Regions from separate parts of the Homo sapiens genome. Here regions 2 and 3 are each linked to region 1. A link is a contact called in ENCODE Hi-C or POLR2A ChIA-PET data. All regions are on one chromosome and are shown on one strand. The core of a region is the stretch at or near the end of the contact, and the rest is flanking DNA. Distances in the headings are between cores, read along the strand shown.

What was found. Hi-C counts contacts between places; a loop is a spot of excess contacts on that map. ChIA-PET counts read pairs that join two places held with the same protein, here RNA polymerase II (POLR2A). Pooled maps may share reads with other maps.
Region 2: a map of PC-9 shows a loop between it and region 1 (3-fold over the local background). The contact joins two enhancer-like sites. A Hi-C loop is called at or near these places in 1 of 168 maps with a recorded cell type or tissue (PC-9). POLR2A ChIA-PET finds 5 or more read pairs at or near these places in 2 of 52 experiments (PC-9 and WTC11).
Region 3: a loop to region 1 is called in a map of PC-9, with 11 times the contacts of the local background. The contact joins two enhancer-like sites. A Hi-C loop is called at or near these places in 2 of 168 maps with a recorded cell type or tissue (PC-9 and naive thymus-derived CD4-positive, alpha-beta T cell), 2 of 37 single-sample maps with no recorded cell type and 1 of 50 pooled maps. POLR2A ChIA-PET finds 5 or more read pairs at or near these places in 1 of 52 experiments (common myeloid progenitor, CD34-positive).

What each region holds. Positions count from the first base shown.
Region 1 is chr7:114,900,623-114,903,322 of GRCh38, reverse strand. No RefSeq gene overlaps it. Among named protein-coding and RNA genes, the nearest start is that of MDFIC, 20 kb to the left of the region's middle. Within about 2 kb of position 1,367, at least 2 of the 41 ENCODE cell types and tissues checked have a DNase peak (open chromatin) inside an H3K27ac peak, as active enhancers do.
Region 2 is chr7:115,086,170-115,088,869 of GRCh38, reverse strand. The region is part of intron 1 of LINC01393 (long intergenic non-protein coding RNA 1393); the gene reads right to left. Among named protein-coding and RNA genes, the nearest start is that of LINC01393, 8.6 kb to the right of the region's middle. Within about 2 kb of position 1,274, at least 4 of the 41 ENCODE cell types and tissues checked have a DNase peak (open chromatin) inside an H3K27ac peak, as active enhancers do.
Region 3 is chr7:115,144,330-115,147,029 of GRCh38, reverse strand. All of the region lies in intron 2 of LINC01392 (long intergenic non-protein coding RNA 1392), which reads left to right. Among named protein-coding and RNA genes, the nearest start is that of LINC01393, 67 kb to the right of the region's middle. Within about 2 kb of position 1,394, at least 4 of the 41 ENCODE cell types and tissues checked have a DNase peak (open chromatin) inside an H3K27ac peak, as active enhancers do.

The sequences.
Region 1 (2,700 bases), core at 118-2,617:
ATAATGCTTTCTTATGCATAGTTGGACTAAGGTGCCAGTTTTTCATAAGTTATTGACTACAGGCCTCATGCAATTTCTTGCTATATGTACCTCTCTATAAAATATCACAACGTGACACGTAGCTTCATCAGAGCAAGTGAGAAAGTGGGCAAGAGAGTGCCAGAAAGAGTGTGAGCAAGGGAGAAGACACCTGAAGACACAAGTGATATCTCATCACTTTTGTCATATTTGTTGGTTTGAAGCAGGTGACTAGGTGTAGCCTACCCTAAAGAAGAGTAGATCGCATGAGGGGGTAAATAGTAAGTGGTGGGGATCATTGGGAACCATATCAGAAGCTTCCTTCCATAGTGTGTTTAATCATCATAACCTTTCTGTGATATTCTCTAGAGTTTTCTTAATGCATGTATTTAAAGCTCTATGGTTAGAAAACAAATATAGTACCAAGAATCTACTTCCCAAGTCTGCATTTTATTCAAAAACTCTATTGAAGTGTTATTGTATATTTGTATGTCTTTTCTAAGAAAATTTTGCCTGCACTGAGATCACAGATTTTCTGTTTTATCTGGTGTCAGTTTTGGTAAACTGTATTTCAAGAAGTTAAAATTTTTGGCACAATGTTATCGTTAACATTCTCCTGTTACTCTTTTAATATGCATAGGATATGCCATGATAATCCATCACTTGTTCTTGATATTACCCACACTCTCTATCTTTCTGTATTTTCTTGTTCTGTCTAGTAGGGGCTTATCAATTTTATTGTTCCTTTTAAAGAATCCACTTTTTAATTCTAAAATTTTCTTGGTTGCTGGTCTATTTCATTGATTTCTACTCTATATTTTTCTTTTTTTTTCTATGCATAATGGGTTTAATTTGCTCTACTGTTTCTAGGTTCTTAAGGTGCATCATTGATTTGGAACTTTCTTCTTCTCACATAGAAATATTTAAAGCCATTATTTTCCCCCTAAACACTGCTTTAGCTCTGTATCACCAAGTTTGACATATTGTATTTTCAATATCACTGTTAAAAATATTATCTAATTTTCATTGCAATGTCTTCTAAGACCCATGAATTATTTATCAGTGAGTTGTTATTTTACAAATGTTCAAGGTTTTCCTGGGTATCTGTGATGGCTAATATTGAGTGTCAACTTCATTGGATTGAAGAATGCAAAATATTGTTCCTAGGCGTGTCTGTGAGGGTGTTGCCAAAGGGGATTAACATTTGAGTCACTAGACTGAGAGAGGCAGACCCACCCTCAATCTGGGTGGGCACCATCTAATCAGCTGCCAGCACAGCTAAGATAAAAGCAGACAGAGGAATGTGGAAGAACTAGACTGGCTGAGTCTTCTGGCCTCAATCTTTCTCCCTCACTGGATGATTCATGCCTTGAACATCAGTCTCCAAGTTCTTCAGCTTTTTGAATCTTGGACTTACACCAGTGGTTTTCCAGGGGCTCTGGAGCCTTTGGCCACAGACTGAAGGCTGCACTGTTGGCTTTTCTACTTTTGAGGTTTTGGGACTCAGACTGTCTTCCTTGCTCCTCAGCTTGCAGATGGCCTATTGTGGGACTTCACTTTATGTCTGTGTGAGTCAATACTCCTTAATAAACTCCCCTTCATATCTACATCTATTCTATTAGTCCTGTCCCTCTAGAGAACCCTGACTAGTAAAATACCTTATTGTTGCAAATTTCTAACTTGATTTTACTCCGCTCAGAGAATATACCTTGCATAATTTAATTTCTTTTAAATATATTGTGATTTGCTTAACTGCCCTGCAAATGCTCTTAGTAAACATACCATGAGTGCTATACTTAATATTTTGTATTGTAAATATCAGTTCGTTCAAATTTTATAATATTTTTCAGATCTTCTGTGTGTTTACTGATATTTTGTGTAGTTTTTTCTATAAATTTCTGAGAAGGTGGTGCTAAAAATATCTTTTGTGAGATACAGTTCTCCTTGGACCTCTTGCATTCCTATGTATTTTGCTGGGTGTGCCAATACTGCAAAGCTCTGATCCTTCTTTTACCTGGGCCATTTTTGGGGGTTGTTAATGTCACTGATAGCATTGAGAGAAAAAGTGCCATCCCCCAGCCTCCAGAAAAGCTGCGTACTCACCTACTGCTTGTAATAAAAGCAGTGGCTTCCCCAGTCTGAATTTCTGAGATACATTATGCACCCATCTGAGCCCATCCTGTTTCCCTCATGAGACTTGGGGGCAAAGAGAACTGATAGAAGTATGCTAATGCTTATGCTGCTTGCCATGAAAAATAATTCCTTTTTTTCTGACCCAAGAGCCTTGTATTTTCAGTCAGCATCCATGAAACAGTAGTTGGCTAATTTCTCATAAGTAGGGTAAATTCAAATACCAGATCCAATATTCTACTGTGATGATAGATTGATTTATTTCTCTTTATAATTCTATAAATTATTGATGAAGTAAAAAGCTATACTGTATAAGCCCATGTGGCAAGGAGTGGCAGGTGGCCTCCAAGAACTGTTAGAAGCCTCTAGGAATTGAGAGTGGCCTCCTGTTGATAGTTAGTAAAAAGTTGGAGCCCTCTGATACAGTTTGGATATTTGTTCCCCCAAATCTCATGTTAAAATGTAATTGCCAATGTTGGAGGTGGGACCTGGTGGGAGGTGTGTGGGTCATGGGACAGATCCCTCATAGCTTGTTGCTGTTCTTGTGATAGT
Region 2 (2,700 bases), core at 25-2,524, 190 kb before region 1:
ACTTGGTTTCTCCCACTTCTGGGGAACCGGAACCAGAATACTGCTCTTTGTACTCTCCAGAAGGTCCAAGGTTTTTTGTTTGTTTGTTTGTTTGTTTGTTTGTTTTTCTTAGAAACAGTATAACTTTGGGGCCAAGATTACCAAGCAGCAGAATTGATAGCCACCTACACAGCATAACGTATGGAACTACAAATAGCCCCCACAAAACATACCCCAAAATATCTGCTGAAGTACCTCTGCTAAAAATGGATGCACTTCTGTTCAACAAATTCATTGAGTATGCTAGGGCTATTATTATGGAAGCTATGTTTTCCAAATGGAAAATTGGGATGCATCTTGAGAGTAACTAGCACTAGGAGAGGGTATCTCATGCCAAGCTCAGTAAATCCAGAAGTAACTAACCATTTTTCCTAAAGTATTCTTTTTGGTCATTCATACACTAGTCCTTGAGGTTTTTCTCGCTCCAAATCCTGGAAGTCTTACTGCATTTCAGTACAGGGAAGAGTGATCTAAGTCCTGATGCCAGAAATGTTTAGAGGAAAAAATAGCTATGGAAAGTGTTCAGGCAAAGGGTAGTAATTCAAACACAGTATTTAATCTTTTAATCTGTAATCTTTACACTTATTGGCTGTATGAAAAGGAGAATTTTTTTTCCACAGAATTATTTTATCATCTGTAAATAATAATTCCTATTTGACAGAGTTGTTATGAGAATCAGATTAGATAATGCACCCAAGACAGTGCCCAGAAAATTAGGTACTAAAATGCAATTCCTATCATAATAATTAATACTGTTGCTAAGAATAGAAATTACGTTCCATGTGTCTTCAAAAGCACATAAAAGTTTGTTTCATCATTTCACAAAGACTCTTAATCTGTGAAGTCTAAAATTCTCTACCAATAGTTAAATATTGGTGAAAATGTAGATTACTACTTTTGCAGCTAACCCCCTCCCAAGATGATGCCTCAGCTAAAAATGTAACAGATAATATTAATTTCTGAAAGAGAAAGGAGAGCTAACAAGATGATGTTTCCAACCCTTATATCCACAGCAGGATTGCTTCAATTCCAACAGCTCTTCATATGCAGCTAACATGCAGGTTAAGAGTTTAGTGCATTGTTATTATGACATGGTTTTTTTGACAACAGCAATCAGCTATTGTTGGTAAGTGAAAGTTGAAAAGATTGAATTGGTCAAATAAAAGCATTTTCTGCTGGGAATGCAATTGAGAAAGGCAACAGTCAAAACACTGCCAAGGTGATTCACGATGTTGGAATGTTATCTGGAGTGGGTCAGAGGAAATGTTCCAATGGTATCATGGTTTACAGCTCAACTTCAAATTTAGGTTCTGATTATCTTTTAGCTGAAAGTCTGCAATCATGCTCAAAACACAGTAAAGACCATAAAGTCTTGTTGAATGTTTATCGTTTATAAAAGGGAACAGCAAAGCTGCATAATGGTTCTGCTTTAAATTCTCTATTGTCAAGGATAAATAAGTGCTATTCCTATGTTATCATAAAATAGATTTGTCTGCTTTATTTTTGATGTACTGAGGTTTTTAAAAATTTGTTTCTATTTGGCAGTCCCAAGTTCTTACTGAAAGTAATTGTTTTGTGATAAATGTGGGTGATTTATTTGGAACTATAGGAAAGTTATTGATATATATGTAACTGTAGCATTTAAAGAAATCGGCAAACCCAGCATCTGGTAAGCTCTAGTAAAGCAAGCTAGCTGGAGACAGTTTATCAAGTAGCTAAGGTCCTTTGATTATGGAAGAAACTGCTTGCTGGGTCCATGCTAAGAGGAAAGGAAACAGGGAGCATGAGAAAATGATTTCTTTATTCAATTCTATCAGATTAGTATTATTAATGGATTGCTTATGATTTTTAGAAAATTCAGCTGGAAAATCAGAAAAGCTCCCTCTAAGTGTTTTCTCTCAAGCTACCCTGAAATATTGGAAGCGATCAACACCTGTCATTTATTTATTCATCCAGTAAATTCATCCAATACCAGTCATTCATTTATAGCATTATTATTAAATGGTAAGTAACACACTCCATGAGTGGAGGAAGTCAGAAAGAGATCAAATTAATAACCAATTTGCTAAATAAAGTTTGTATCATGGCTTAGAACTGTGGCCAAAATTAGCCTTCCTACTCCACTTTCCCAATATTTGACCTTGGCTTCCACCCAATAGGTAAAATAGGATTTGCAAAGTGATACCAACCTGGTCTGTGACACATGCTTTTCCATGCTTGCCCTCATGGAACTCAGAGAACTGGGATATAGAAAGACAGCCTTCTAGATTTGCTTTGCAAAGGCAGGCCCTTGATCCTGACCCAGACATGATTTTTGTGTGTGCGAAGCCATAAAGAGTAGCAGAAACCATGCATACACCAGACAAATAGATCCTAAACTAAACTAAACATTTCCATAAAGGCTAGGACAGTCTTGTTCATGGCCGTGTGTCGATCTATTTTCCTTATGGAACAGGAGGGATTAAAAATGTTCTTAATCAATATTGCCTCCTCCTGGTAGGTGCAGAGGATGCTCCCTTTCTTTACTATGGAAATGTGAGGAGTGAGTGTATAATAATCTCTCAACAATATTTTTGCTAAGTTTGAATGATGAGCAGGAGTTCATCAAGAACATGACAAAGAGAAAAGCTGATAGATATTATAAGCAGAGAACTAAGGCTT
Region 3 (2,700 bases), core at 145-2,644, 240 kb before region 1:
AAAGTTTTCGATGTATGTATAAATTCTTGATACTTTCTTCAGGGCATAGGCTAATACCCCCAGTAATCACTCTTCCCAGACCACATTTTTAAGGTGAGATGTAGGATCAAACAACAAAATATAATATAAAATTAAAATTAAGATCCAAGAAGCTTAGTAATGAATTAACATCTAAAATTGGGAAATAGGTTGTTTCCTCTGGGGCTGTATCCTCTGAGTTTTTTGACACAAATTTCAGGCAATAGAAAATAAATGGAGACTAATAGGACTCGATTTATAAGTTAGGTTAATTTAAGAACTTAAAGAGACAACAAATGCACAAAAAATAAAAATGTGGAGCAAAAAAATATGCTCAGAGTTTCCATGAAGCTACCACTTTAACACTGCAACAACTCAAAAATATATAGTTGTTATGTGAAAGGCACACAAGGAAAGGGGGCTAGAATGGAATGGAAATGTTTAAAAATAAAATTGTTATTCACACAACAGGGAATGCACGTAAACTCCTGCTACATAAAGGTATTTCCATTATCCAAGAAAATACAAACATTTATCTCTCTGCTCTAAGGCTACCTGTTTGAATGCACTAAATACCTACTTCTGCCTCCAGGCTACTGGCACAGAATCAGGTCAAGAGGTATGAGCACTTACAATTTTTTCCTTCCTGTTTAAAGAATTATGCAGACATATTCAAAAAATCTCCCTCAGACTCCAGTTTTTTTAATCTAAACTTAGGTTAAACCTGAAAAACTGGTTTCCTGTCACGTATTACTTTCCGCCCAAATGCTGGTTTACTACATCATGTAGGTGTTCAGATTTGAATTCTGAGGAGAGAATGTAATAGTCTCTAAAGTTTAGTAAAATAAAGTTTTCATGGGAAAAATTAGTGGAGGAAATATGAAGCTAATAAAAGCAATTATGGGTAAAAATCTTTGTGACTTTGGAATGAAGAAGGACTTGTTAAGATCCAAAAAGGCCAGTAGGGCAAAGATTAAACCAAAATTTAGAATTTCTGTTTGTCAAAATTACCATAGACTAATGGTTGACAGACCAGGAGGGTGGAAGAACTTTTCAAAACCAAGAGTTAATTAGGAATTAATATTGGCACCCCAAAAGAGTTTCTTACAAGAAGTCAAGGAAAAGACTGGAAGCCTGATAGAAAAAAAAAAAATGAGCAAAAGACAGGAAGAGGAATTCAGATTGGAATGCAAATAGCTGAACAAATATTGAAGAATTGCTCAACCTAATACTAGAAAAAAGTTCAAATTAAAATACCCCTTTATATCCATCAGAGTCACAAAAATTAGAAGTTGAGTAATACCAAGAGTTAGCCAAAATGTAGAAATGAAATTAGCACAGTCATTCTGGAGAACAATCTGGCAGTATTTAGTAAAAATCAGAGTGGTGTAACCAATGACCTAGTAATTCGTCTCCAGAGTATATCCAGAAAGAATCACTCACACGGTTGCCTAAAAACACATAAGTAAAGTATGGTAAATGCATACCATAAAATATTATGCCTTGCTTAGAAGCAATGAACTAGAAATACAAATAAACATGGAAAGATCTTAAAAACATAGTTTAAGCAAAAGAAAAAAGAAAATAAAAGGTCTAAACTATCATGCCATTTATACAAGTTAAAAATGCATAAACACATAAAATATGGTGTATAAAAGAAAAAAGTGAAATCTATGGAAACAAATGAGTGGCTTTAAGAAAACTCCAGTACTTAAATATTGTAAATATTAATTAAGGTTAAGCTCACATTTAATCTTAAAGCACTATAGTTATTATTATATTTTCTCATATTCCCTACTGTATAGTAAATGTAGAGTGGTAAGCTGTATTCGTTTATAGAGCGCATTCTTTCTTTAGGGAGAGGTCACAGCTCTTCTAAGACCAGGATTTCTGGGGTCCCACCTTTCTCAATTCTGCTACAGGAAAGCAAAAGCTAGAGGCGATCTGAGTCAGGGACAGAGTTGAACAGAAGCTTTTACCCCTACTTTCTGTGAAAATTTATCACTCTGAAAATTTTTCGAAAAGTTAGTAAAACTTATTAAATATCCATCATAAATAAAGTCTGTAAAATAGGGATTATGTCACTTTGTCAAAACTATCTCTGTTTTGGCAAAAACAGAAATAGTGTTTGTCACTACAAAAGTTTTTCACATCCCATGTCCAAATATATAACAAAATTTTATTAAAATTTATTAAATTTATATTAAAATAAGTCAACAGTCTATATTGTAAATCGACATGCCATGGAGTAGAAAGCTGAAATGCAATAAATAAAATTAAATACATAAAGACATAAAAGAGCCCACACAGAGAAAGCATTTAAGTGCAATATAGTCCAGTAACGCTTATAATGCTGACTGCAGTGCAATAAACTTCTTCTACCAATCAATCAACTACATAGAAATAAAGCTGCTTTTATGACTCTATCCCATACTTTATGCACATAAACTCCAAAGAGGTATTTGAGCTTAAGAAAGAAGTTTGAAGCAATATCCAAATTCATTCATATAAAGTGAGGTAAAAGTTGCTATACATTTGGAAAATAAGAAGTACAATAAAATTTAATAAGAAATTTCCCTTGAACATTGGTGCTTAAGGTAAATTAAATTAAATTTTTAATTATAAGAGGAAGAGGCAGTAGAAGATGTCATTATAGATTCTGAAGAGGACCCAAGATATTTT